Regions from separate parts of the Homo sapiens genome. Here region 1 is linked to region 2. A link is an interaction called in ENCODE POLR2A ChIA-PET data of the cell type or tissue named here. Cell type or tissue: GM12878. All regions are shown on one strand. Links, peaks and the distances in the headings refer to the core of each region. The heading gives the core; the rest is flanking DNA.

The links. ChIA-PET counts read pairs that join two places held together with the same protein. Peaks named below come from ENCODE experiments on the same cell type or tissue, not always from the same donor. Only the 100,000 strongest peaks of a DNase experiment are listed, where the experiment ranks them.
Region 1: POLR2A ChIA-PET joins it to region 2 with 5 read pairs; 2 of 35 experiments call an interaction of 5 or more read pairs at or near these places.

What each region holds. Positions count from the first base shown.
Region 1 is chr9:89,773,217-89,790,588 of GRCh38, reverse strand. No RefSeq gene overlaps it. Among named protein-coding and RNA genes, the nearest start is that of LINC03062, 140 kb to the right of the region's middle. In GM12878, for the core only: no CTCF peak of the experiment used is centred there; a DNase peak (open chromatin) is centred at 8,528.
Region 2 is chr9:89,708,775-89,720,915 of GRCh38, reverse strand. LINC03062 (long intergenic non-protein coding RNA 3062) reads right to left here. Exons shown (of 6, transcript NR_024280.1): 6 at 1,157-1,729. Among named protein-coding and RNA genes, the nearest start is that of LINC03062, 75 kb to the right of the region's middle. RefSeq lists a silencer at 3,108-3,319 and an enhancer at 8,141-8,641. In GM12878, for the core only: no CTCF peak of the experiment used is centred there; a DNase peak (open chromatin) is centred at 4,151.

The sequences.
Region 1 (17,372 bases), core at 4,622-12,621, 65 kb before region 2:
CCTGCAAGAGCCATTCTCAGGTAACTATTATCAAAAAGTCAACTCAGACATCTGAGGCCTAAGGAATCAGAACTGAGCTGGAGGAGGTAGGGGGCTCACAGCCCTGCCCCGACTCCCCAGGGAGCTCTCCTGGCTGCCTTTGATTGGAGGCCTCTGAAAATCTGTAAGAAAACTTTAGTTTTTGGAGGAACCATCTGAAAAAGTTATTTTGACCAAACCCTGTGTGTGAAAGAGAGCCATGATCTGCTCCAGGCCCCGCCACAGGTTGTCGTCATGAAAGATGGAAGACCCCAGCTTTGCAGAGCTCAGCCATTCAAGCCTTACAAGGAGCAGTGCACGTGGGGCCATGAGGTTCCAGAAGCAGGACCTCCCAGGGCTGCAGCTGGATCAGAAGAGGCATCATCCATGAGATGGGATGACCCCGCACCCTGGGTGGGGGTCAACCAAGCAGATGGGGTCCCCCTGCAGTGTGGGTGTGGTGTCACAGGTGTGGTGTCAGAGGCAGGCAGCCTGGCTTGAGCCCTGCCCAGGCACAGGCCCATGGTCAATCTCTTCATCAGCAGAATCTCTTGCCCTTAGTCCCAGAGCTCCGATTTTGTTCTGAGCATCGCTGTGTCTCCAAGCCTCACTTGCCAACTCAGTGCGGCCAACTGACAACATCACAGCCAATGGGATCAAAACCAAAGTGTTGAGGGAACTTCTAGAAAGTCTCCTGAAAAAAGAAGGGATGCTCCTTGTTCCTCTCTTTCTCCTTCCTGCTGCCTGAAATGCAAACAAAAGGTCTGGGGCATCAGAAGTCATCTTGGCCCACGAGGTGACAAAGCAGGAGGGTGTCCTGGGTGAGGACAGACCCTGGCTGTGTCTCCCACTGAGGGGAGGCACAGGCAATGGGCTTGAGGTCGGTGGCAGGGACAAGAACTTGGATGCTCTCCTGACCCTCAGCTCTATGGGATTCTCTCTGCCCAAGCTCCCCACTGGGTCCCAAGCCCAGCCTGCAGAAGCACTCCCTGTGCCCCTGCCTAGACTGCTGGTTCTCTTGTGTGCACTGGCGAACTCCCACCCAGGCTCCTAGTCACTACTGTGCTGCCGTAACTGATACCCCACATCCTGTTCTTTTATATGCATTTGATGATTTTCTGTTAATATGTTTCATCAATTACCAAGAGAGAAGTGCTAAGTGTCCACCTCTAATTGTGAATTTGTTCATTTCTCCTTTCAGTGCCATCAATATTGCTTCATGTATTTTGAAGCTCTATTGTTACATGCCTACACACTTAGGAGTGTCACGGCTTCTTAAGGAATTGATCTTTTTTTTTTGCTTTTAAATTTAACAGAGTTTAAGTGAGCAAAGAATGATTCCAAAATTGGGCACCACCCTAACCAGAATGGGTTCAGAGAGACTCCAGGGCTGCCAGATGGTCAGATAATATTTATGCACAGAAAAAGAAAAGTTTTTTTATCATTATATAGTGTCTCTCTTTATCTCTGTTAATTACCATACTCTGACTTTTCATTTGTCTAACATTAATCTTGCCATTCCAGCTTTCTATTGATTAGTGTTTACCTGCTATATCTTTTTTCTTTCTTTTACTTTTAATTTACCTGTACCACTGTATGTTAAATGGATTTCTTGTAGCCCACATTTGGTTGAATCTTTCTTTAATCGATGTGTTTAAGCCATATGCATTTAATGTCATTATTGATATGTTTGGATTTAGGGCTACCACTTTCTTATTGTTTCCTGCTTGTTTCATTTTGGTTTTATTCTTCTGTTTCTCTTTTTCTATCTTCTTTTGAATTATTTGAATATTTTTATAATTCAATCATAATTAACTTATCTATTGGGTTTTGGACTGTATCTCCTCCTATAGTTGTTGGTGGTTGCTCTAGGGATTACAATATGCATGCCAATTGTTCATAGTCCACTTAGGATTAATATTTTACCACTTAGAGTGGAAATGCAGAAATCTCATCACCACATACTTCCTCATACCCTCCCCACTTTCCACTGTAGTTGTCACATGTATCTATAGCCACTGAAAACTCTCATCAGACAATGTTAAAGCTTTTACTTTCAGCCATTATACATATTCTAAAGAACTTAAAATATTCTACTAAAAATAGAACTTAAATAGACTTAAGAACTTAATAAGAATTTAAAATAGACTACTGTATTGACTTGGATGTTTATGATTTTATGACCCTTCTTTTTTATTTCTAAAGTTCCATGCTTCCCTCTGTCATCATTTCCCTTCCAACAGAACAAGTACCTTTATATTTCTTTCAAGGAAGTGATTCTCAATTGAGTGCCATTTTGCCTCCAAAGTGCAATGTCTGCAGACATTTTTTATTGTCACAACTTGGTGAGAAGGATGCTGCTAACCATCCTATACTGTATGGAGCAGCCCACCACAATAAGGCATTATCCAATCTCAAATGTCAACAGGTTGTTTCAGAGAAAGTCTGCTGTTAACAAACTCTCTTAGTTTTTCTTCACCTGACAATGTCTTTATTTTGCCTTTATTTCTGAAGAATAATTTTGTCGGATATAATACTCTGAGTTGACAGGCTTTTTTTTTCCTTTCAGTAACTTTAAAAATGTTATTCCATTACCTTCTGGTCTGATAAAAAGTTTGCAATCTTTCTGATAGTTTTTCCCTCATATATAATGTGTTGTTTTTCTTTGGCTTCTCTCAATTTTTTTTATCTTTAGATTTAAAGTTTGATTATGATGTATCTGGGAGTGGATTTCCTTATTTTGTCCTGTTTAAGGTTTGCTCCATTTCTTGAATTTGTATGTTTATGTCTTTCACCAAAATTGGATGTTTTTACCTATGATTTCATCAAATGAAAAAAGAAGTCTATGGGGCATTTTTCTTCTGTCCATTTGGGACTCTGGCATAAATAGTAAACCTTTTAACCTTGCTCCACAGTTCTCTGAGGCTCTTATTTTATTCTCTGTTGTTTATAAAGCATAATTTCTATTGTTCTATCTTCAAATCAACTCCTCTATCATCTCTTTTGCTATTGAGTCCATCAATGGATTTTTAAAATTTCTGTTATTGTATTTTTCAGTTCTAAAATTTCCAATTTGTTCTCTTTTTTATACCTTCTGTTTTTCTGTAAGACTCTTTATATTTTTGCTTCTTCCAAGAATGTTTGCTCTTCTTCTTGAAGCATGTTATAATGGCTACTTTAAATGTCTCTGATCATTCAAACATCTGGATATCTTGGGTTTGGTGTACGTTCATTGTTCCTCCCAATGAGAATTTGTCAGGCTTCCCTGGTTTTCCTTATGTTGAGTAATTTGGGGCTGTATGCTGAACATTTTGAATATTGTTATAAAGTTATGAGCCTTCATACAACGTATGAAGAATGTTGGGGTTTTGCTTTTTGCTTTTGTGGGCAGCTAATGAATGTGATTTCAAGATGTATGTTCTAATATGCTTTGTATAAGCTATGGTTCTAATGTCAGTTTAGTTTTCAAAGACTTTCCATTGTTCTTTAGATCAGTTTTATGTGTGCACCACTCATTACAAAGACTGAATCCCAGGAAGTGGTCTACTCCATAGTTCTCAAAACCTTTAGCATGCTGTTTGGGGTCAGATCCATGCATACTCAGCTTGGAGCAAGCCCAAGAGTTCATATACAATTGGTGGGTCACTTTCTTGAGCTTCCCCTTTCTGGAGTTCCTCCTCACTCTTTTGCGTCCAGGGATCTGCTTTCTTGGCCCTCTGCCTAGAAATCTGAGCAGTTTAGTTTCCTGGTTCTGCTATACACTTACTGCAAGTGTGTATATGTGCAGAGTCAAGCAGCAGGAGGCTACAGAGACAAAAAAAAATGCAACAGAGATTCCACCACACTCTTCAGACATATTCCTCTGATGAAAAAGATTCTCCTTCCTCAGAGTTTTGGGTGCCTACCCAAATCCACTGTCACCACTGTGACAGCTGCAGCTGCAGGCATGAGTTTCCTTGGGGGACAAAGGATGTCTTCCACTCTCTCTGCTCCTTTCTACTCCTCAGGCCAGAAAGTCAATCCTTTCTTTGAAGCTCTTCCTGTTCTTGCCCAGTGCATTATTCCAGGACCCATGCTGCCCTGGGGTGTATGCTGGTAGAAAAAAAACAAAACAAAACAAGAAACTCACCACTAGATTTATCATACTTCAAACCATCTGATTTTCTTTCCCAGTATGCCTGCTACCCTTTGCTTTTCAGACTCTTTAGAGAGCCGCACCATTTACCTTTCAGACTCCTCAAATAGTTGTCCCATGGATTCTCTCCAAGATTTTAGCTGTATTTTGTGGGCGAGAAAGAGTAGAGTGTGTTTTCTCCATCTTAACGAACCACAATTGCCCTATTGCTGTCTTTTGACTATGAAAGTTTTTAAAGTACTAATTCGAGAAATAATCTTAGAGAAAATATACTACACTCTTTATGCAAATTATCAAAAGGAGAAATAGTTTCTAATGTCATTTCAACATCAGAGATCCACATATAGAATGTTAGACCTGAGAGGCACCTTGCATTCATCCATTCTGTCCCTCATAGGTCCTTTTTCTCTTTGCCTTCTCAAATAGGAGATATTTGAGGTACGTGTGTGTGGTGGGGGTGTTGTGTATTTACTAGAAGAACAAAATTTGCAGACGTACAAACTATACTTGGTAACTTTTGTTTTGTTTTGTTTTGAGATGGAGTCTTACTCTCTTACCCAGGTGGGAGTACAGTGGCGTGATCTTGGCTCACTGCAACCTCCGACTCCCAAGTTCAAGTGATTTTCCCACCTCAGCCTCCCAAGTAGCTGGGACTACAGGCATGCATCACCATGCCCAGCTAATTTTTGTATTGTTAGTAAAGATGGGGCTTCACCATGTTGGCCAGGCTGGTCTCAAACTCCTGACCTCAACTGATCCATCCATCTCTGCCTCCCAAAGTGCTGGGATTACAGGCGTGAGCCACCACACCCAGCCAATACTTGGTAACTTTTATCTAATGTGTGCCACATTTTGCATTCTCAATCCTGGTTAATTGTATAATTACCCAGAAAGTTGCACAAATTCCAAAATCTCCACCACTATAAACTCTCACCTCAGCATCAGCTCATGCCCAGCCAGCCACAAGTATATTTTATCCAGTTGCAGAAATGCCAGCTCTCCTGCTCGCTCCACCACTGAACCAGCCTCATAGCCTCCCATATTCCAACTTCCCTCCCAATGAGTTTTCCACACTGTCATCAAAGTCCCATCGCTAACAAAAATATGGCCATGCATTAAAACACCTCTAATTAAAAGTCAGTGTTTCTCCCTTGCTTGCTTGCAAATCTCATAAATGTGCATACTCCTTTTAAGAGAAAAAATAATGTTCTTAAATCTTTAGTGTTGCCTCAAATTATATCACATGATTAGTGTTATTCTTATTTGTATTTACATTCAAATGAAAACTGTATATAAGCACATTATTCTTATACTCTTACTTAGCTATAAAAGCAAATATAATTTCATACAAATACAAACTATAAAACCAATAATATCATATTAAAGTCATTTATTTAATGTGAATAATGATGTTGTTTACTCTAACTAAATGACTGATAATAAGGATAAAAATGTGGCTTCAGGTCCAATTCTATATTTAATGTTTAGCTTTATTTGTTAATAATAATACCATTAAGAATGCTTGGTAAATGAAAGAATAATAAGCTCTTGAAGGCTTTGTTCATTAGTTTTCAACAATCACATCTCATAGTTAACCAAAAATGCCAGCCACCCATCCTCAAAAATCACTTTTATTGGAATGTTACTTGATAAATTAGTCAAGTTGACTTGTTCACTTGAAAATACAATAGCTGTTTTGCTGTTACTTAAATCTACATTAGATTTCTAAGATAATTAATTCTGCAAGTAAAATAAAAAATTATTCAATAGTTTCTCCAACACTTTCTGCTAATAAACCATTGAAGTAACAAGACGGGCTGTGCCAAGAGCATCCATTCACAACGAGACTGCGACATGACACAAATGAGACGAGTTCTATGGATGCCGACAGCTTGATTACCTTGTTCAAGGTGACGACTTTATTTTCACCCTCCTCTTCTCCTTTCAAACTACTGTGAAACCTCTTTATGACATCACTGTGCCTTCTTTGGTGTGGAAGCAATCCTCCATACAAAATGCCTATGGCACTGGAATCAAGCGAGTGTGGTCTCTGTCCCCTTGGTCTGAGCTGGCTCTCCAGATGATCCAGAATAGACTTGTAATATTTCATTTTAAAATATCACCAGTATTAAAAATGGGAAAGAGCACACAGATTTCTGAGAGTAGATCCATGGGTGGTCTCCAGTATTCCACACAGCTCAGTTTGAGAAACGCTGATTTACAGGACAAATTCTGAGCCCCTAAGTGCACTGGACGTGGCCCATCTCAAATCAGGATGAATTATCTATTCTTTTTCTCATCTCCAGCCTGGCCAACATAGTGAAACCTCGTCTCTACTGAAAATACAAAAATTAGCCAGGTATGGTGGCGGGTGCCTGTAATCCCAGCTACTCGAGAGGCTGAGGCAAGGAGAATCACTTGAACTCGAGAGGCGGAGGTTGCAGTAAGCCGAGATTGTGCCACCACACTCCAGCCTGGGTGACAGAGAGAGACTCCGTCTCAGAAATAAATAAATAAAATAAAATAAAGAAAGAAATAGAAGTATTTAACCACAATCTTTACGAGGTGCTATTGTTGATGAGTAATATAAACTCTCTCCTTGGCTTTCCCAAAAATTGTTAGGAGAAGTTTGTACCCCCTTCTTCTGAAACAGCATTTGGAAAGGCTGAAGGTAGGGCTCACTACCAGAAATTAGATTTCAAGCCCATCCCACCTGTGCACAGGATGAACAAGTGAGACCTACCTGGCTTTATTCTTTCCCATCAAATAATCAGGATAAAATTTTTCTCCAGTGGGCAGTTGGGTGTCCCTTCTGCCTCCAGCCTCCTCTCTTCTCTACTTCCAAGAGACCGTCTCAACATGCTCCTACCACCCCCATTCCCACCCTGAGTTTTTCAGCACTGAAGTCAACTTTAGGTGGATACTTTCCATTTGGGGCCATCTGCTAAACAAACAGGTCTTCAGCTAGGAAGGGTGGCTGCTTCCTATGGCCTAACTTTGATGTGTTAATATGTTACCTGTCTCAAGACCTTTCAAGAGGAGGAGAGAAAGGGCAGGAGGAGGAAGAAAAGTCCTTCCTACTAGCGATGTATCTCTCTCCTTCCTTTTTTTTTTTTTTTTTTTTTTTTTTTTGAGATGGAGTTTTGCTCTTGTTGCCCAGGCTATAGGGCAGTGGCACAATCTCGGCTCACCACAACCTCTGCCTCCCGGGTTCAAGCGATTTTCCTGCCTCCTCAATAGCTGGGATTACAGGCATGCGCCACCATGCCTGGCTAGTTTTATATTTTTAGTAGAGACAAGAGTTCTCCATGTTAGTCAGGCTGGTCTCGAACTCCTGACCTCAGGTGATCCACCCACCTTGGCCTCCCAAAGTGCTGGGATTACAGGACTGAGCCACCGCACCTAGCTTGTGATGCATCTCTTACTAGTGCTGTGCAGGCTTGTGGTCATCTAGGAAATTCCTTGGGCCTGGAGCTATAGCAAGGGCTGCATTGCAATGCCCTCACAGGCTAGAGGCCACTATTACTATTGTTTTATCAGTGCTATAACTCTGCTGATAATGGTACAATGAACCTACAGCTTGGAAGTGGCCCTTTTTCCTTAGAGTCCCAGACTTGAAGTTGTCCCGGGAAGGTATCAGGGACCCCAGCATCTGCCCATCAGCCTCCCAGCTGGCGGGCCTAAGAGCTGCTTTGAGGATCAAAGAAATTCTGGAATGATACAAGACTCACAGATCAAGGAGACTCACCTGTTCTTTCAAAGGGTCTGGAAGAATGCCCTGTTCAGGGAGGCATTGAGGCTATCAATGTAAGCCCAAGGGGGTGTTCCATTTCAAGATAAATGATGCAAACCGACACATCACACACATGGTCACGGATCCAGAGATGACCATGGTGCTTGGGAGGCAGCCCAGAGGGGCCCAGGGGCAAGGGCTCTGGGGCCAAGGCAGTTGTAAGGTGTTACTACAACACAGTGAGACTGTGGAAAGATGAAAAGGTGAGAAGCAGGAGAGAAGGAAGAGGGCAAAGGCAGAAAATACAGCAGTGTCCTTTGGGGATAGAAAACAATGCCCTATAAATCACATGTCTTAATGGATGCCATTCTGTCCTCTGCAGGAAAGGCAGGCTTAGCTCAGAGAAACCGCTGACTACATACAGGGAAATAACTACATCTCTTTGCACTGAATTCACACACCTTTTAACATGGAAATGCAAAATGGGGTTGGAGGATCTTGTGCCCTTTATTCCCATGGAGCACGGGGCTCATTGAGGCCAATAGCTTTCAAAACTCGAGAATTGTCTGTGCCACCCAACTCTCCCAGGCTGTGACTTCCTCTTTTCAGCAACCACTGTGCCCAGATGGAGGGAAGCAGTGAGTTCACACAGTCCATTGCCTCTCTCTGAGCCAGGCAAGGGGGTATTTCATTTTGACCCAGATCTATTTGCAGACACATCATACAGGGTGTGACTCAGCTGCTCCGCTCGCCTGGCCTAGGATCCTCCAAATATCAGCCAAGCTTGGTTTTTAGACAGTCTCAGGGTGAAGGTGCATTTCCCTCCCAAGGAGAGCTGCTGTAGCAATGCCATGAGGACCAAGGTCCCAGACTTTCACCCTGTACTCGCCTCTCCCAAAGCCCAGGCCTCTCTGCTTGCCTCATGTTCCCAGGGTGCTCCTGCAGTGCCTGACCGCTGAGCTCTTTTCCCATCGGAAGACAGAAGGAGGGAAAGAAGGAAAAGGTAATGTGCCCTCTCTTAAAGTCATCTTTCTCATCGGGCCTGGCTGGTGGCAAGGAGGCTCGGAAATGCCACCCCTTCATGGGCACATGGCCACATGGAATGACACCAGGCTCTGTTCCCAGAGAAGAAAAGAAGTGTGGATACGGGGCAGTGGCTCCTCTCCCTCTTCCTTTCCCTGCCCTTCCTCTGGGGAACTGAAGTCATTTATCAGTGAACAAGAAAGTTTGGCTACAGGATGCATTTATTGAATGCATGCATTAGCTGAAACATCCAAGTAAGCCATTGAGCCTACTGACATGAAAAGAAATACCATATCTTTTCTAAGGCAAATCAGATCGTCCCCAAGCCCCCATGTACTAAGTGAGAAGACCAGCATCAGTCACATCTCATGGTTCCTTCCCCATCCCTTGAGTTGTTTGATGCTTACACTGTCCAGGGAAATGAGCAAGAAGCCACACTCTGTTTCCCTTCAAAGCAGCAGCACCCCAGTTCTCCCGGTAAGCTAGCCAGCAAGTCAGAATTGGCTGGCCTCCTGGAGCTCTTCCAAATTCTGTGTAGGGTCTTTCCCTAGATTCCTGGCAACCTCTCTTTCTGTTCAGCCCTAAACACAACAAGCCGTTAGTTGCTTTTTGGGCAAAGGAGCCCAGAGCACGGACACAGACTCCCCTGCCCCTCCTTAGTGGGAAAGAGACGTTACCTTTCACTCTCTTAGAAGGGAGACCCTGCAGTAGCAGGAACATAAACCTCAATTCGTTTCTCAGAAAATTCATTCTACTATAGACATTTCTACTTAATTCTGTGGTACTTTTTTTTTTCTTTGAGATGGAGTCTCACTCTGTGGCCCAGGCTGGAGTGCAATGGTGTGATCTCGGCTCACTGCAACCTCTGCCTCCCGGGTTCAAACAATTCTCCTGCCTCAGCCTCCCGAGTAGCTGGGATTACAGGCAGGTGCCACCACACCCAACTAATTTTTGTATTTTTAGTAGAGACAGGGTTTCACCATGTTGGCCAGGCTGGTCTCGAACTCCTGACGTCAGGTGATCCACCCGCCTCAGCCTCCCAAAGTGCTGGGATTACAGGCATGAGCCACTGCACCCAGCCTGTGGTATTTCTAAATGTACATTTTGACAATCTACAAACAGCTTTTAGGGTAAATAAGATTGCTCTTGAATTTTCTAAAAGCAGTGATATTTAAGTCATTCACTCTCAAAATGATGAATTTCTTGTTTCCCTCTCCCGATTCAGGAAATGCGTAGTTGAACTTCTCAGGTTTGCTTGAACTTCTCAGGTTTGCTTTGCACAGTCCTAAATCAAAGATGTGGACCAGGAAAATCCCACAGGAGTGTGCAGGACTGGCTTCTAGGACTCTTTCATGATTAGGGAAGGTGGCTCTAGTGGACTGAAGTACGAATGTTTGAAAATAAAAAGGACACACAGACCTACTCCAGGACAAATGCCTTGCTCAGTCTTTCCAATTCCTTATGGCTGAGCTGTAGAAGGAAGGCCCAGAATATTCCAGAAAAGTTCTGCACAGAGAATAAAGAAAAGGATGGTCATTGCCATTTCTTGGTGCTGAGGCAAAGAGATTGGCTATTTCTGTCTGCAGATTTCCTCACCCCCAACCAGGGTTTGATTTGAAACAGACATATTGTCGAAATTTTATGTGGAAATAGAAGCATTCTTGTGCTGCTTAAACCCCACCAGAGTCTCCCTGTGGGATGTTTTTTCATGAAGCCTTAGATCAAGCATGACTAATCTCTAGCAATTTGGTTAGTTAAGTTACTCCTGGTTACCTCTCCTTTCAGACACCTGGGACTGAGAGAACCTTCCTGGCTGAACCAAGCCCTACACTTCCAATCCAATGGTGGGCAGGCGAGTGGCCTTGGTGGGGTAGTGGAGAGTGTGGCTGCCTTCTGCAAAGAGTGCCAGGCAGATACTGTCATGTGCTGGCTGTGATGTTTTTTGATATTCTCTGGCTGTCTTTGTATTAAGTATTTAGACATTTAATATATTACAAGAAGCAGTACTTTGAGTCATCCCCATCGGATGAGAATCCTTCATGTACACGATACTCGTTATTTGGCAACCGGATCTCATCCACATCTTTGTAATGACTAACACATATGTTTTCCAAATAAATCATTTAGCAGATGTAAGGCGGTTCTGGTAAGTTTCTGTTAAGATCCACATTGCAGAAATCAGCCCATTTGCACTGGAAGAAGCCTGGCTGACTAGTGAAGGCAGACACTCTTAAGTGAAGAAAATAGCCTCATTCAAAATTTAAGAACAATGAAGTTCATTTCTAAAATACTTGGAGTTTTAAGTTGAAAAGTGAGCGAGTGCATGAAGCAATTACACGGCTTAAAAACACACACACACAATTGAAGTTTAATTAACTGTTTTTAACTCAGTGTATCTTCCGACTAAACACAGTTTGAAGTATCTCTAAGTCATTTTCTCCCAACAGAGAACAAAATCACACACCCTTTTTAAATCCTGAATCTAGAGGAAGTAGGCTGGATCTCTTCAGCCAACTGGCAAATGGGGCCTTTCTTCCTGGTGGGCCTTTGTAGCCACGCTGTCCCTTCCCCTGGGAGACGCCCTGGCCATCACTGCTACTGGTTAAAGGCACTGGCTACTACAGACCTCTGCTCCCTCTTCATCAGAAGCAGCCCTTGATCTTGGACAACTTAAAGAGAGTCTTAGGTTTATGGCAGCGTGGAGAGAAATGCCTCCCGGGTCAGAGCTGCTCTTTCCTGCATTAACCCAGGGGCTGCACTGCTCTGCTCTGTGCACAAGGCAGGCAAGCGGGACTGGCTGAAGCTTTCATGGCAATAAGCGGGAGGCCGTTCAGAGCCCGCTTCTGCTGTGCTCAAATCAACAGTCCCCCTGTTGCCTTGGCTCTACCACCCACCCAACAAACAGCTAAGAAGGCAGCAGCATGTGCTCAAAAACATTCAGGATGTTAAAAAAAAAAAAAAAAAGTTTAAAACTCATTCACAGGGGAGGTTTTGCTACGTTACACGGGCCGATGTTTCATATTAACTTCATGCTTTCTAAGGTTGCGTTTGGGGTGACTAAGCCTCCTGATCTGGTTTCAATCCAAAGTCCGAGGTAAGTGTTTTCCCCTTATCTGCGATCATGAGTGAAGCCAGTGGAGGGTGATGGGCATACGCACACACATGCACGCTCCCATCAGAGAATGAAAGGAACGTGATTCTCCACCCTGATAACACCCAGGGGCTCTGCCAGCTTTGAGATGCTCTCATTTGGCACTTAGGAAGGTTTTCAGACCACCAAGGCATTCTTTTAAAGTAAACAGACAGTAAACAGACAGTAAAGGTGGCCCGGTGAGTGAGTTGGCCAGCAGCCCCCTCCCGCCCGCGTCGGTTCAGAGGCTCGTCATCCACTCACAGCCTCATTCAAAGACTCCAATCACAGAAAGCTTTCTGAGGTGCTGGAGACATAATGGTCAATAAAACAGAGTCCAGAACCGCAAAATCATCCAGGCTAATAGAGAGACCAGCAAACTAACTTTAATGCAGTATGACAATTGCTAAAAGAGGGATAAGATAAGCAAGCTGCCTGATGAATGACACAAGGAACCCTCTCCGAGTAGCTGGAGATGGAACCTCAGAGTCCTTAATGTCCCCAACACCCCCAGGGCCCAGAGCTGGCAATCCCAGCAACTCCCAGGAAAATAGACATCCACGGTATGACCATTCAGTGTGAAAACTCAGGCTCCTTCTGCTCTCTGGCAAAGCTGTTCTCTCTCTTGCGCTGCGATGCAGAAGGGCAGCCCGAGCTGGGTGGCCCTGCAGAGAGCATGCCCAGCTTGTCTAGCTGCACCTGGCCCAGAAACCCAGGGGTGGGGCCCATGCATCTGTTCTGAAGTCCCCCCACCATGCATGGCACTCTAGGATGTCACAGCACAACTAAGAGGTCTGCCTGCCCTGCCAGGATCAAAGACATCCCCACTTCAGAAGCAGTGATGCCTATGCTAAGACGGGCAAGCTAGAAGGAGCTCATTAGGTCAGGAGATATGCCAGCTGAAAACACCCCAGGCAGAAGGGGGCCAGGCTGGTGTGCGGGGCACAAGGCTCATTGAATACAGTGAACACATCCTAGGGGAGGTAAATGGAGAAAGACGCAGCTGCAGACACAAGCACAAGACACACACAAAGAAGTCATAGGGAAGAGCATGGAATACACCAACTAGGAACCAGGCACTGTCCAAGCTCTGGAAAAGGCTCTCAAAAAAGGAGCTGACGTCTCTGCATTCTGGAGGAGCCAGGCCTGTGGCAAACCGTCAACTAATAAACAGCTGACATGGAACTTAGGTAGGCTGCCATGGGGGATGAGGAGACATTGAAACAGAGTCCCTGATGGAGAGTGAGCTGACAGCTGAAGGTGGGAAGGAGACAACCAGGCTGGATGACGAGAGAAAATGAGCCTGTGGCTCTTATTCTTAAGTATTAGTGGCTTTGTTATTTTTGTTCTTTTTAAAGTAAACACTATATTTAAATTCCCTTATCTGGGTTTTTCTTCCAGCATCCCCTTACTCCCACTCCAGGAACTGAGGAGAGAGCCCCTGGCTCTCTGCTCCCTGCCCTGCTCCTGTCTCTCATCATGCAGTCAAGGTTGTGAGCGTTCTGTTCCTCTCCATCACCAGGGTAAGCCCTCCATGCGTTGTCCAGAGCTTGATTGCAACGTGGAAAACAGAACAGGGGCCCGCCGTGATGATGACCACCTATGTTGGGCACCGCAGGCCAAGGGGCTCACCAGGGTGGATTCTTTTTCTGCAAGTCCCATGTGTCAAACCCATCTCCTGGGCATCGGTTGCCCAAAATTGCACCCCGCACTTGGACCACTTGTAATTTTTCATAGTTTCCAGATGCTTGGTTCCTTTTCAAAGTACTTGGAGAGCAAGAACTCTGGGGCTCTGGGACTCAACTTTGGCTCATTCCATTGCACAGAAATCCCCTCTCCCTGCAAGTGCTGGTGCCACATAAGTTCTGGAAACTGCACGTGTGGGTGCGGGGTCCAGCTCCCCCATCTGCCCCCTTGCCCCACAGAATCACCAGCTGGTTGGCCACACATCCTCGCTTCTCCACTTGGTATTGGCTTATTCCCTGAGGAGTCAACCTCACACCTATGGTTTCCTAAGAGGAAAGCCAGGACTCAGCAACAGCCTGTGTCCTGGGGAAGCTGCAGCCTACCCTCAGCCCAGGTTGAGCTGCGGGGTCTCATCACCAGCCCTTTCCTGCACATTGTGCCGGCCGAGTGATGGCTGCTGTCTGTGGGCAGGGGTCAGCAGATTTCTAGTAGGGAGTGAGGCTGACCTTACAACTACCTACACACACACACACACACACACACACACACACACACACACACACACACACATACACATTAATGCAGAGACACAGTCCTGGGGACTGAGTCCTATGCACAGAGGGAGAATCGGGTCTCTGGACTCCAAGTAGAGGCAGACCACATGACCTTGAAGAGCTACAAGAGACCTGCAACTCCTCTGCTCCTTTCAAATGCAGCCTTATGATTGGATCGGTTTCAGAAACCCCCGTGTCTGAAGGACATTGTTTCTGAGTGAGTACCTGACTACCAGAGCCGCCATGCTGCCTGGCATGGTGGTGCAGGTCCCATGCAGGCTGTGGTTGTGGGCTGTTTCCAGCAACTTGGGGATAGCTCTGGGAGCTGGGATATCCTTGAGCATAGCTCCTGGGGAGCAGGGAGGCAGATCAGTCTCATGCATTGCAAAGGAGCAGCTCACGAGCAGCTTGACTCCCCTGAGATCACAAGTCCCAGACAATGATGGTGACAGGAAGGAGTCGCAGTCAGGTCTGTGCAAGGGACTGGCTTCTCAGTCGGATCCGGTACCGGGTGGGAGGGGAGGGAAGAAAGAACAGTTGGCAGTCTCAGCCTGAAAGATGCCTCCTTGTGAGCCAGACCGTAAGCATCATGATACCCTTCCAGGAGGGCACCCCTGGGAAACATGCTCTAGCTTTTAGCACCCTTGAGAAGGCACTGCTATTATTCTTGTACTCATGACCAGACAGAAGGTGAAAGAGGTTAAGAAAAGTCAGGGCCAGCTGTGATGGTTTACACCTATAATCTCAGCACAGGAGGATTGCTTGAGGCTAGGAGTTTGAGACCACCCTGGGCAACATAGTGAGACCCCATTTCTACCAAAAAAAGTTGCATTAAAAATTAGCTGGGCATGGCAGTACATGCCTGTAGTCCCATGTACTGAAATGGGAGGATGACTTGAGCCCAGGAGCTTGAGGCTACAGTGAGCTGTGAACCCAGGGCTCATGTTGCTCGCCTCTTCCCCAGACCATTTCATGACTGCATTCCTGCAACTGGCTTCATTGGCCCCAGTGAGCATCTCAGACTGGGTTGCTGGTGTTCACTGGAATTCAGATACTGGGCAGGGGGAGTCCCTCTGGGACCTGGCTGCACCCTCTGTGTGGAAGCTGGCAGTTTGGGGGACCTGCGGCAGCTTCCTTGTGGGAGCAGAGGGCCAGGTGGAAGACTGCCCCTTAAGGAAGGACGCGGTCCAGGCCCCGGGGGTGCTAGGAATGAGGAGTGACTGATCTGCAAGAGCTGGAGGGGCCTCCAGAGCAGGATTCCCTGGGCTGGATTCCAGGGTGACCAGAAGAGAATCGGGTGGGAGTCCTGACTCCACACTTTCCCAATAGATCCAAAGGGGTTCAGCCTTGATTCTTTGGTTCCAATGGAACAATCTTGCCAACACCGTGCTCCACATTGTAAGTGGGAGTTTTCTTCTGGTCACACACCTGGGACTCTGCCCAACCCTGGGAAGCCCTTTCCCAAAGGCACTTGTGTTTCTGGCAAATAGCAAGCCACCACAAGATTTCACCCCCACCCTGCTGTACCCCTGCTTTCATGCCTGGAATCTTGAAACTTGACTTCCCTTTGTCATAAAGCCACAGTCTAGAGGCTGCAACATTGCCCACTCCCCTCTGCGGCCTCTCATCTAGGCCTGCCATGGACTCACCCAAGGCTTCCTTGTAACCCCTACATCGGGCGAGACAGGGCCCTGCATGACTATGTTTTTTAAACCTAGTAAAAATTTGAGCACAAATTTCAATAAAGCTATACCTACGATTGCTCAACCCAGCCAGTTTGAATACCCATAACATCCAGAAAAGGAAAAGCAACTGAGACTAATGAACCATCTTATCTACCCACCCATGTCTTTTAAACATGGAAATTTATAGGCAAAATCAGAATGAAATCTCTCCAAATAACCAGAGCAGTCCATGTTAGGAAGGAGACAAGGGCTGGAAGCATGGCGCACAAGGGGATTCCAGTATGATGTTTGGGTAGTCCTCGCTGGGAGTGGAAGCGGCTAGAGAACCAGGATTTGAGGTATTTGGTGAGGACTTATATCTCCAGACCGAGCAACAGGGCTGGGCAGGCTGCAGAATGTGGCCACAGAAGGGCATGAGGCCCTCCCCTATCAGATGTCCTATGTGTGCGCCTCAAGCTGAATGTTCCTTTGAAAAGGATGTCTTTTCCCAATAAACCAAGCCATTCCTCCTTAAGGAATCTCACAGGGACTCCCAGAACTAAGATCCAAATATGTTTTCTATAATGCTTATCATGTTAGAATCACTCCCATAGGCTAGGGAGTGATACTATACATAATTAGTAGCCCATGGAATGAATCTCTGCCCTACAAGGCTGAGATTACAGCATCATTCATCCTGCCCCTTCAGCATGGAAACCCTTTAGCACATTAAGAGAAGGAACTTACTCATAATAAAGCAGAATTCCTCAGGCCACCAGGATTAAGCCAAGAAGAAATCTACTCTTTGATGCTTGAATAAGTTTAGAGAAAAATTTAATGTCATAGAATAAACAGTTATTTTAAATAAGACTATTTGTATTAACTGAGAGGGCCCTTAATGTATGAACGGTAATACGTAAGCTGGATGTCTAGAGCTAGAAATTTGAGTAGTTTCCTCTTCCAACTCTTCCCAGCCGTGTAAGCTTGAGCACAACTTAGTTGACCTAAGTCTCAGTTTTCTTATCTGTAAACTGGGGATAGCAGTAATTAAAGTGGGTTGTTGAGGGGCATTATATACTATGCCCTGAACAGTCCCCTGAATGTTTTTGCCTCTAACTTGGACTAAACAGAATATGCTGAGCAGTGACCTCATCATATTTTTGAGATGTTTCACTTTTCAGAACTTGTCTTTGATTGCTTTGAAGAGCAGAGGTTGACAGAGTACGAATTTTGTTTCACTGATGTCAGCACTAAGGGAAGTGATGATGCGCCCTTTTGTCAGGGCCCTGTGGCTGTGGCCAGCCTCTTGTACAATGGGCGGCTTGCACTGGTGGGTCGTAGCTCGTAGGAATCAAGTGACCGAATGGCTGGATGTGGATCCTCCGTGCTGTTGTTTCAGTTGCTTGCTCCTGCATAACAAGCCACCCCA
Region 2 (12,141 bases), core at 1-8,000:
AATGTGGTCTAGCCACACCATGGAGTATTACTCCATCCCAAAAGGAAAGAAATTCTGACACATGCTACCACAGGGATGAACCATGACGACATGATGCTCAGTGAAACAAGCAGATCACAAAAAGTCAAATACTCTATGACTCCACTTACTGGAGGCACCTAGGGGAGTCAGATTCACAGAGATGGGAAATGGAAAGTGGAATGGTGGTTTCCAAAAATGGAACAGGGGGTAGCTGTTTAGTGGGTATAGAGTTTCAGACTTGTAAGACAAAAAAGTTCTGGAGATCGGCCTCATAACAATGTGAATGTCCTTCACAGTACTGAACTGTACACTTAAAAATGGTTACGATAGTAAATTTTATGTTGTGTGCTTTTCACTACAATTTAAAAAAGAAAAAATACATCGCAAATGTATGATATGATCCATCATATACTTGCCATCAACAGTGCTTGAAGTCCTTCAGCTCTTGGACTGCACACACCAAGAATCCCACCTTGATAAGTCCGGGTACTGCTGGTGTGGAATTCAGCAACACAGAACGCCTTTCAGCTAATATTTGCAGGTGTCTGTCCCTGAATTTTCAGGTGACAGTGATTAAAGACCTGAGATCTGTCTCCCACAGGGGGCTGAGATGCTTCAGCCCAAAGCCCCATAGCCAGGAAGGGAAGAGCTGCAACAATGAATCCCCACGCGACAACTGAGCCCCGTCCCTGCTTTCCTCCTGCTCCCTTGTGAAGATGAAAATACTTGTAAGATGCTGGGGGTCAGGGCAGGAAGATAATACTGCCTTCCAAGCCCAGGCATTGGCTTTAGTGGCCCCGTGGTGTGGTGAGATGCCCTTAGCCACCTCCTTTCCTCTAATGATGTGGGTTCAGTGCACTGAGCTAAGCAGTTCCAGTGACTGCCAGGGAGCAGCGGTGAACCAAGCACCAGAAATACCAGCACTTAGCACCAGGCAGCCCTCAGAGCCTGCTTCAGGCTCCAGCTTTATGAGGGTGGGTGGGATGAACATTAGGCAGCAGACCTGGATAGAGTAAGGGGCACATGGCTCGCCTCCTCATTGTACTTTTCTTCTTGACAAGGACCCTAAAAGCACAAGACTGGGGACCTATTGCTAGAGAAAAACCACCCCCAAACACCTAGAGACCCAAAATGTAGTGTCTTAAAATAACCACCATTTTTATTTTGTTCATACATCTGCAGTTTAAGCAGCGCCCAGCAAGGACAGCTTGCCTCCGCTCTCAGAGCATCAGCTGCGGTGGCTAGGAGATGGGAGGCTCTGCAGGATCACTCATTGACGTGTTGGGCAGTTGATGCTGGCTTGGCTGGGACCTCGGCTGTCGTGGCCTCTCTGTGTGGCTGCTGGGCTTCCTCCCAGCATGGCAGCTAATGTCCAAGAACAAGGGCCTTGAGAGTCAGGCAGAGGCTGTGTCATCTTTTCTAATCAAACCTCAAACTCACACATTGTCATTTCCACCACTGAAGCCAGCCCGTATTCAAGGGAGGAGGGTTAGACTCTATTTCTGGATGACAAGAGTGTCCAAGAATTTGCAGACATGCTTTTAAACCACAGCTCTTGGCAAGTTACTTGTCACTGACTACGAGCTGGTCTCTGTGTGCCTTAGTATACCTGTGTGCAGGTCATCCTGAGGTTTACACAGCTGATGGAGGCAAGTCTCTCAGCACAATGCTTATCCATCAGGGGATATTTGCTATGGATCATCCAGCCCTGCAGATAGAGAGGCTGGTTAGCATGATTGTCATTTTATAAAAGAGGAAGATAGAGCACAGTGAGATGTTGAGAGTTGTTTGAACACACCAAGCTTGTTAGGGAAAAGATCAAAACCAGAAAATATTCTCCCCAGCCAGTTGAAGGAGTTTCCCAAAGTTCCTGAAAGCAGATAAAGGCTTTTGCTCAGTTTGTGGAGAAAACCATTGCTAAGACGGTACCGGAGAAGAGTCACAGCAAGAGGCCTGTGCTGGAGCAGAGGGTCTGAGAGCCAGGAAGCCAGTGGGCAGGGCAGTCAGCTGGGAGATATTGGGAAACATGAAATACGAAGGAGCCAATATGAAATGCTGAGGAGGCCATTTTTGCAACCTACTACATTTTGTTAATGGTTTACACACCAGGCAATGACCCTAATGCCCCTGAGGATTTGGAGAGGGCCAGATAGTGATAGCCAGCCCTGAAGTTGCAGACTTGGAATGTGGGAGGAAAGCAGCCCTTCTGCTGATCTCAACTCAGGCCCCACACCCCAGCTCGAGCTGGTCTCACGATGTCCACCGTTGCCTCCCAGGCCTTCAGGGACCACCCAGCACAGCTTTCTCCCTGCTGGAATCTGCAAACCACCTTCAAGGAACGTGGCCCCTGTCATGCTCAGAAACAACCTAGAGACACGACTCTCTTCCCTCTAGCTAATGGAATGTCCACAAAGCCCAGTCCAGTGGCCTCAGCCAAGTGCCCCAGGGCCTTGTCTTCAGCGAGGGTGCAACCTTGGCACCTCTGGGAGTGGAGGAGACCAGGATCACTCTGATGGCTCTGCCCAGTGACTCACCCCAATGTCCTGGTGTCCCCTGAGGATACCTCTCCACTTGTCAATCACTGCCCTGAACACCCTGGCTGAAGGCAAGTCTCAGAGGTGAGTCAGTTACCTTCACTGAAGTGGGGTGAGTGTGGTCATGTGCTGACCAAACTCTTTCTGATTTTTCTGTGTCCCTAAAAGAATTGCCCACAACACTTCCCTGGGGCCAGACCCCTGCCCTTAGAGGCCTTCCTGAGTCCAAGTCCCCAACCTACCTAGTAGGTTGTACATGTGCTCTTTGGGAGCGAAAGTAATGAGTTACCGGCTCACTCTTTTGGGGGGATTACATCATTCCATTAGCTAGTAGGGAACAGTGTATTCCCCACCGGATCTTGGCAGCCTACCCTACCTCAGATGTTCTTCTGACTGTGAACTTGCCACTCACCCTTCAAGAGGAGGAACCCAGGTCCTGCTGCCAACCTGAGGGAACCTCTGTGCCTGCCTCCCTCAACAGGGTTCAGCAGACATGGCCTGCCATGTCTGCCAAGGCATTAGCCTGGCTCACTCCCTCAAAACGCTTGCTCTGAGAGAACAGCTGCCATGTTGTGAGGAAGCCCAGGGCTCACAGAGGCACAAGGAGGGGCTTTCTGTGGCACAACCCTGGCTGAGCTCCCAGCCACGGCCAGCACCAACTTACAGCCAGGAGAGGGTGCCCTCTTGGACATGAAGCCTTGTGAAGCCTCCACAGCTACTGCCACAGGTATGGGGAAGGCTCCATTCCCCCAAAGAAATGAAACAAAGTAGTATATGCTTCCTGCCCCAAAAACTGCAGAGGAGGCATCTCCATGGGGACCTCTTATGTCTTAGGCCCTGTGGCAGTTTCTGAAATGGCTCACAATGATTCTTAGCTCCAAAAATTCATACCTTCCCCATATATGCATGCATCTAGGCATATTTTGTGTGACCACGTGTGTGGGGGAGGTATATATGTGTGTATGTATGTGAGTGTGTGTGTATATATATAATATGTGTGTGTGTCTATGTGTATGTGACTAGGTATGTAAGTGTATAATTATGCATGTGTGGGTGTGTGGGTGTCTATGTGTGTATGAATGTGTGTGGTGCGTGTAAATGTGTATGGATGTACATGGGAATGTGCATATATGTATGTGTATGAGTGTATGTGTGAGACTATATTTCTGTGTGTGTGAGTATATGTATGTGGGTATATGTGCATGTATGTGTGTAGATGAGTATATGTGTGTATATGAATGAGTGTGTATGCAAATATGTGTATGGGTGTATGAGTGTATGTGTTCGTGAGAGTGTGTGTATGAATGCATATGAGTGTATGTGTGTGCAGGTATGTATATGTGTGTATGTGTGAGTGTATGAGTGTATGTATGTGTGTTTGTGTGTGGGCATGTATGTGTGTGCACATAAGCTGGACCTAGTGAATGACAAATAAATGAAATGAATAAACATTAATAAAATATGACGAAGCTGGCAGGATGTCATTTCCAAGGTCACCTTGTAAAAGACTGAGTTTAATCTTGCTTTCACTGTCTTTTGCCTTCTCAGCTTGCTCATTTTGATGAAGCAAGCTGTCATGCTGGAGGGTCCCATGTGGCAAGGAACTGAAACCCTCTGTTCAACAGCCTATGAGCGAGAAGCCACATGAGTTTGGAAGTAGATCCCTCCCTAGTCGAGCCTTGAGATGACAGAGCTGTGACTGACACCTTGGCTGTAGCCTGTTCCAGACCCTGAAGCAGAGGATCCAGTTAAGTTTTGCTCAGATTCCTGAGCTACAGACATTGAGATAATAGATATGATTGTTTTAAGATACAGTGTTTTGGGTTAATACATTATATAGCAATAGATAATAAAGACAGATTTTAGTATCAATGTAATGTTGCGGTAAAAAATGCCTGAGGCCGGGCATGGTGGCTCACACCTTTAATCCCAGCACTTCGGGAGGCCAAGTCATGCAGATCACAAGGTCAGGAGTTCAAGACCAGCATGACCAACATGGTGAAACCCAATCCCTACTAAAAATACAAAAATTAGCTGGGTGTGGTGGTGCATGCCTGTAATCCCAGCTACTCAGGAGGCTGAGACAGGAAAATCGCTTGAACTGGGGAGGCGGAGGTTGCAGTGAGCCAAGTTTGTGCCATTGCACTCCAGCCTAGGCAACAGAGAGAGACTCTGTCTCAAAAAAAAAAAAAAAAAGGCCTGAAAATGCAGAAGTGGCTGCAAAACTGGACAGTGGATGAAAGTGAATGGATTTTCAGGTGTGTGATACAGAAAGCCTAAACTGCTTTGGACATATTGTTAGCAGAAATCTCAGCTTTGGGAACACTGCCAGTGAAGGTTCAAGAGGAAGTGAGGGACATGTTATAGAAAATTGGAGGAAGGGGATTCTCATCACATAGTGGCAAAAGGTTTAGCTACACTGCTGCTTGCAGTTATGCGGAGTGCAGAACTTGGACCTAGCAAACTGTGTAGTCTAGATAAGAACTTCAAGGAAAATGTTGAAGGCATTACCTGGTTCTTCTTGCTGCTTATAATAAAATGTGAGAGGGGAAAGTGAAACTGAAGAAAGAACTGTTAGAAAGACTTGATGACACAGAAAATTCTCATCCTTTGCAAATAGCAAAAGATGCTAAAATTAAGAATATCTAAGCAACATTCAAAATTTTCTAGAAATAAAGGCAATATGTGATTGTGCAATCTTTTGTTAAAATCTCAGAACAGTCATAATATCAGAGTACAATTGAGACACCTGAAGGGCCCTTTTAAAAAATTGTGTACCCACAATTCCTCTCTATTGAGTCATGGGGTCTGTAAAAAGCATAAGGGTGTCGTCCCTAACCTTTCTCAGCGGAAGTCCAAATTAGAGAGGAACACATCTCAAAGAGATAGGTAACTGTGGCTTTGAAGCCACAGTTTAATTTATCTAATGAAGTGGGTTCCAGTGAGATTCATAGAAAACCCACAAATTGTCTGAAAAAAACTACATCAGCAAAAGCACTTCCAGCTTGAACTAAAAGGGACAGAGCCAGGGCAAAATGAAAAGAGGCAATTGGACCTCAACGTTTGACCGGCAGGAAGGAGGCTGAGAGAACTGCTCAGAGGCAAACACATTTTGTCTTTCATAAAAAAGTAAGTATACTAAAAGGACAAAAGTAGGAGCCCAGAGGGTAGAGCCAAGAGCCACAGAGAATGATTCCCAGGCCTTGAGACCTAACCAAAAAAATTCCAATGTTTTCCCAGCTGTACTTCAGAATTGCTATGGATCAGTGCCTACTGTGTGCCTCCCATTTCCCCTTTTATGAACAGAAAAGATTATACTGTTTATCCCATGCCTGTCCCTCCATTGCATGTAGAGTGAGTGAGGGGAAGATAACTTTTGTCTTGAGTTCATGAGTATAAGACTGAAAAGTGCTGTACTTGAGGATCTGTACTTAGGCAACCTCATCTAAGGAGCCTCACTCATCCCCTGGACTTGATTTAAATGATGAGATTTTTGACTTTGAGCTGGTGCTGTAATGTAATGAGATTTGGGGGGACCTTGTAGGACATAAATTATTAAGAGCCAGGAACAGCCTAAGTTAGGCAGCTCCCGAAATGGTTCCCAGGGGTCTCCACCTCTTAGAGTTTACACTCTAATGACCCTTTCTCTTTGCGGAGGTAGGAAGCTGAACCTGGTGGGTAGCTTCTAATGAACAAAACACAGCAAAGGTGATGGGAGGCCACTTTCAAGACAGCGCTATGAAACACTGTGACTTTCCTCATGCTTGAGCTTGCTCTCCTTCACATGCTCACTTTGTTGAAGCAAACTGTCATGCTGAAGAAATCCAAAGGGCAAGAAGCCAAGGACAGCCTCCAACCAACAGCCAATGAGGAGCCAAGGCCCTCGGTCCAACAGGCTGGGAGGAACTGAACCTGCTTGTAAGGATGCAGTATGCAATGGACTGAATGCTTGCATTCCCCAAAATTCACACACTGAAATCTTAATGCCAACGTGATCGTTTTAGGAGGTAGAGCCTTTGGGAAGTGATTAGGTCATAAGGGGGGAGTCTTTATGAATGGGATTAAGTGTCTTTATGAAAGAGGCCTCAGAAAGCTTTCTCATTTCTTCTGTCATGAGAGGACACAGAGACAACATGGCCATCTATGAACCAGGAAGCGGGGCCTCAACACGCACTGAATCTGCCAGCACCACAATCTTAGACTTCCAGCCTCCAGAACTGTAAGAAATAAATGTCTATTTTTTAAGCCACCAAGTCTGTGCTATGTTTTGTTATGGCAGCCTGAACTGACGGAGATACAGAGCTTCCTCCATTCAAGCTTTAAAATGACTACAACAGGCCAGGCACGGTGGCTCGCACCTGTAATCCCAGCACTTTGGGAGGCCAAGGCGAGCGGATCACCTGAGGTCGGGAGTTTGAGACCAGCCTGACCAACATGGAGAAACCCCATCTCTACTGAAAATGCAAAATTAACTGGGCATGGTGGCACATGCCTGTAATCCCAGCTACTCAGTAGGCTGAGGCAGGATAATCACCTGAACCCAGGAGGCAGAGGTTGCAATGAGCCGAGATCGCGCCATTGCACTCCAGCCTGGGCAACAAGAGCAAAACTCCATCTCAAAAAAAAAAAAAAAGACTACAACAGTCCCAGTCAACACCACAAGGGACCCTGAAGCAGGGGACCCAGGTAAGCCTGTGCACCATTGTATATGCCCAGATCCCTGACTTGCAGAAACTGGGTGGTAATAAGTGCTACTGTTTCAAACCATTGTGTTTTGGGGTATAATTAGTTAAGCAGAAATAGATGACTAAAACGTCCCACTTTCCAGGGGAATAGGGGATTACCTGGGTACAAGTAATGACCTTGGACCAGTCTCACCTGTGACCCCCAGGAATCCACATCACTGAAAATGCTTATTTGAAATGAGGTTCAAGGGGTGGTCCTGACCTTCCCAGACTAGGACCAAGATGGTTCTTATGGACACTGCTGCTTGTGAATGGAGGTGAGGGCAATGGCTTCTGATTCCCCATAGCTCCCCATAGCTCCCGTGAGGGCTTCTGTTACCATGACACCTTGGATCTATACCTATGCCATGCCTCCCTGGTCCCTGAGAGCAATGTCACTGTCACTAGGGATCTCAGAGCCCATTCATGTGTCCACTAGCAGAGAGGGGCCACCGCACCTGCACACTGACCCCTCAGCCAGATTGAACCCAGCAGGCTCTGGCTTCCCCAGGGTGAGTGTAGGAGAATTAATGCTATGGGGGTCTTGATGAGGTGAGAGATGCCTGGTAGGGAATTCCCTCCCTCCCCTGCCCCACTGCTGGGCTGTTCTGAAGCCCAGTTGTTCTCTCGGCCTATCTGAAATGCCCCACAAGAGGCACAGGTGCCTGTGGCCATGTGGCTGCTTGTCCTCCTAGGACACCCCACCCTGCCCCTGCCCCTCACCCTGCTTTCCTGGGCTTCCACTCCCTGCAGTCATCACAGGAGCCTTTGCCTCAGGCTCTGTTTTCAAGCTGAAGATGGCACTTCAAAAAAGCCAGATGAGGCTCTAGACCAGGCCAGGTTGGAGGACTACAGCACCAACTGTGATCCGGCAGTGGGAGCAGCCACCAGAGTTTCTGCCCCTGCATGAGGCTCCTGAAATGCCCCAGCAGGAGTAAAGTCCCTGCATTCCCTAGACAGGGGTGGAGCAAAGGGGCTTTTCTCAGTGCTCAATGTGAGTCCCCAGCAACCAGCAAAGAGGGGATGGCCATGTGGCAAGGACTGACAGAGGGGACCTAATGCCCAGGGCCACCCAGAGAACCCTCAAGTTCTCCAAAGAGCTGCCTGCTCACCTTCTGTGAGGCATGGGCATGGAGCTGTGCTTCTGCCCCACGTGTGCTCCAACAGTAGCTCTGGCCGCGGAGGGAGGAGGGAGCCCAGGGACTTTGTGACACTGTTTTTCACCGTAAGCTTCCTTAAACAAACAACATTGCCACGAGCCAGAATTAATTGAACCCACATGCCAGTGTTCTGAGTGGCTGCCTCTATGTGTATGTGTGTATAGAGATATGTAGGTGTGCATGTGTGTGCATATATATGTGTACTGTGTACTTGCATATCATGTGTACATGTGCATTCTGTGGTGTGCTTGTATGTGCATATGTGTGTGAGTGTATATGCATTGTGTGCATATATGTGTGTGTGTATGTGTAGTGTATGTGCATGCATGTATATATGTGGGTATGTACATAGGTATGTGTGGATGTGGCTGAATGTGTGTATGTATGAGGGTGTGTGAATGGGTGTGTAGGTGCATGCATGTACATGGGGGTTGGGCACGTGTGTGGGTGTGTAGTGTGTGTGGATGTGCATACATATGCGTATGTGGGTGTATTGTGGATGTACCTGTGTGTGTGTATGCATGTGTGCATGGGGGGTATGTACATGGGTGTGTAGTGAGTGGCGTGTGTGCGCATATGTGTGCGTGTGTACAGAGGTATTGGTCTAGTCCTCCCCAGCGTGCTGAGCCATCGCTCAGGGCTAGCAGTCACTGCTGGGCTATGTGTTCTGCACTAAATCGTCACAAACAAACAATGTTCCCAATTTACAGATGAGAAATCCAAGGCACAAGGAGGTGAAGTCCCTCACCTAGGCCATGGGGACAGCTATACAGCTTGGGTGGTGACACAGACCTGTGTTGAGATCCCTGGCCTGCCACAGCCTGGCCAAATGGCTCGCCTTTCCTTTACCCCTCCTTGGTAATGTGAGGACAAACTGCTCACCTGCAGGACCTGTGGGGAATCTGAGAGCTCTCGTGTGGGGAGAAGCTTGCCTGGTGTCTGAGAGAGCAAGTGCCCCTCCTCGTTCACTCACAGGAACTTCCTGCACACCTACTCTGTGCCCGGCATCACGCTGGTGCCATAAATCCAGCTCCTGGAAGCAGAGCTCAAGCATGGATTCATGTGATTTCTAAAGGGTTTGCTCCTGGATAGCAAAAATGGAGGGAGAGGTGTGGGGCAGGGAAGGGGAAGAGGCCAGGGTACAAGTTCAGTAAGAGCCCCAGCCCCTACCTGATCTCACCTGCAGCATCGATCGACAATGAATGTTTAAGCTGTGACGTGGTTGTTTAAGCTGCCTTGAATGGTCCGTGGTGCTCGTTGCAGAGACCCTAGCAGATGAAGACAACCCCAGGCCCCCAGAGCAAAGGGAAAGCAAGGCCTCTCATCCTCGCTGCCTGGACTCCCCCGACCGGGCACTCCATCTCCCCAGGAAGGAGTGTGGGGAAACAGCCCCGTCTACACTGGGGACAACCCACTTCCAGAAGCCCCTGTCCAATACTTTTACCCTTGATTTTTCAGCCTGGAGCATTTTATAGGAAATATAATCCACATGGCATTGAGTCACTGGGCCTGAGCTCAGCAAAAGTTGTTTTGTAAGAAATGTTTTCTATCCACCAGAGGCCTCTTTTCTTAGAAACAGGAAGTCATTTTTAGCCAAGAATAAACAAGCTTGACACTAAGCAGGTTAGTTTTTCACACAAAGCCCCTGACGGACTTTGTGGACTTCTTAGTCATAGGTTGGATTTCCTTTTCGGACTCTTTTCTTTTGACTCTTGACTGTTGAAATAAGATGAGTTCGCACTGGACCTACTGCCCACGGGACCCCCACCAAGCCACCACGCGAACATGGCGTGCATGGCCCAGGGTAGCAGCAGAGGCCACGTGACTTCAGCAGGCCCGATAACACTAACAGCTACCATTGACGGGGGTACCAGTACTTGGTGGCAGCATGCTGTAATCGTAAAGAAAATGAGCTGTAGATTTCTGAGCTCATCACTCAACCTCTCTAAAGGCCACAATCCATGTCTATAAAGAAATGTGGACAACCAACTGACAAGCTCGTTGTCAGAATTCAAAAAACCAGTGTCAATGTGCACGCCCATCTCAGTGCAATGCCTGGCATGGAGCACATGCTTGATAAAGGGTAAGTAATGTCACTACTGGAGGTCACATGAGATTCACCAACAGAGAGAACAGGGGCGGGAAAGGGGCTCTTTCACATTTGTTTTAATCCCTAGAACCCAGTGCTGTTACTGGCATGTGGTAGGAATGTCATTTACTATGCGTTGAATGAAAAGAATAAATGAGGATACAGACGCAGTCTGCTCCTAAATATTTAACAGCAATCCTGGCTACTTAGGCTTCTCCCTCCAAACGTATTGCTTCTTCAGCTAAGACAGCAGAAGAGGTGATTTAGTCTACGGTTGTTATACTCGGCCACAAGTGAACACAGAAATAGTCCAGAGTGTCACAGGTCCAGGGCAAAGGACTAACATGGACAGTTATGGACATGAGCAAGGTGGGTCTCAGAGGTGGTCTTGGCGATCAGATGGCGATGAAGTTCTAGATGCATTGAAACAAGCTCTAGACAGTAGCATGCAGTCCAACAACTTGTACCAGCATCTCCAGCCTCTGGCATTCATGTTTCTGCTCCTGGCACCTCCATGGGTGCAAAAACCTAGCGGTTTACTTGGACCTCTGCCTCATCTTTCTTCCTTTGAGCTTCAGTCTGTGCTTTTGCTTCTTTCTCCACTTGGCTCTCGCGGTGCAGAGGTTTCCAAGAAGATGGCACTAAGGCCAAGAGACGTATTGCTTTGATATTAATCAGATAGAGTTTATATCCCTGTCAAACTCAACAGGAAAGTTTCATGGTTTTTTTTTTTCCACTTTAGCATGGATGTTCCAGGTGATGGAACCCAACTGTGGGTTATTTAGACAAGGCTCTTGCTTCCAATCCACTGGAGTGGGCGAAAGAAAGAAAGAAAGAGAGAAAGAGAGAAAGAAAAGACAAGAAAGAAGGAAAGAAAGAAAGAAAGAAAGAAAGAAAGAAGAAAGAAAGAAAGAAAGAAAGAAAAGAAAGAAAGAAAGAAAGAGAAAGAAGGAAAAAAAGAAAAAGAAGTGGAAGAAGTGGAAGCAATGACCTCAGGTGAGTCTGAAGCGGCAGGTTGCATTTTCCAAAGATGGCTGAATAACATCTAGCATCCCACTGTCTCTTCCGCGGTGTGGCCTTGCCAGTCCCTTTCAAGGGCCTCATCTCTCCCACTTGACTCTGGGCCAACCTCTGTGACTTTGTCAACCAATACAAGTTCTGATTCTTCCAAGCCCAGGCTATCCAGAGGCCTTGCAGCTCCTTGTCAACTCTTGGGACCTGGCCCTTGGGATGCTCCCTCTTGGGACCTGGCCACCATGCTAGGAGAGGCTGAGTGGAGAGGGCTCATACGGGCACTCCTGAGATCCCAGGCCGAGAGGACAGCTGAAAGCCAACATCTTTGGCCAGGCACATAGATGAAGGCACCATCTTGGACATCCGCTCAGCAGAGGTTTCAGAGACTCCAGGTCTGGGCACTGTCTGATTGGATCTGAAGCCTCACCATTGTGAGGATGGTGTGGCCAAGCCCAATCTACCCACAGCACCATGGGAGAGAATAACAAATTGTTGTTCTAAGCCACTGAGCTTTGAGGTGCTTTTAAATGCAGCCATAGTCAGCCAGAACAGTGAAGAGGGCATCAACAGGACAACAAGTCAATGAGAGGACAGGACTT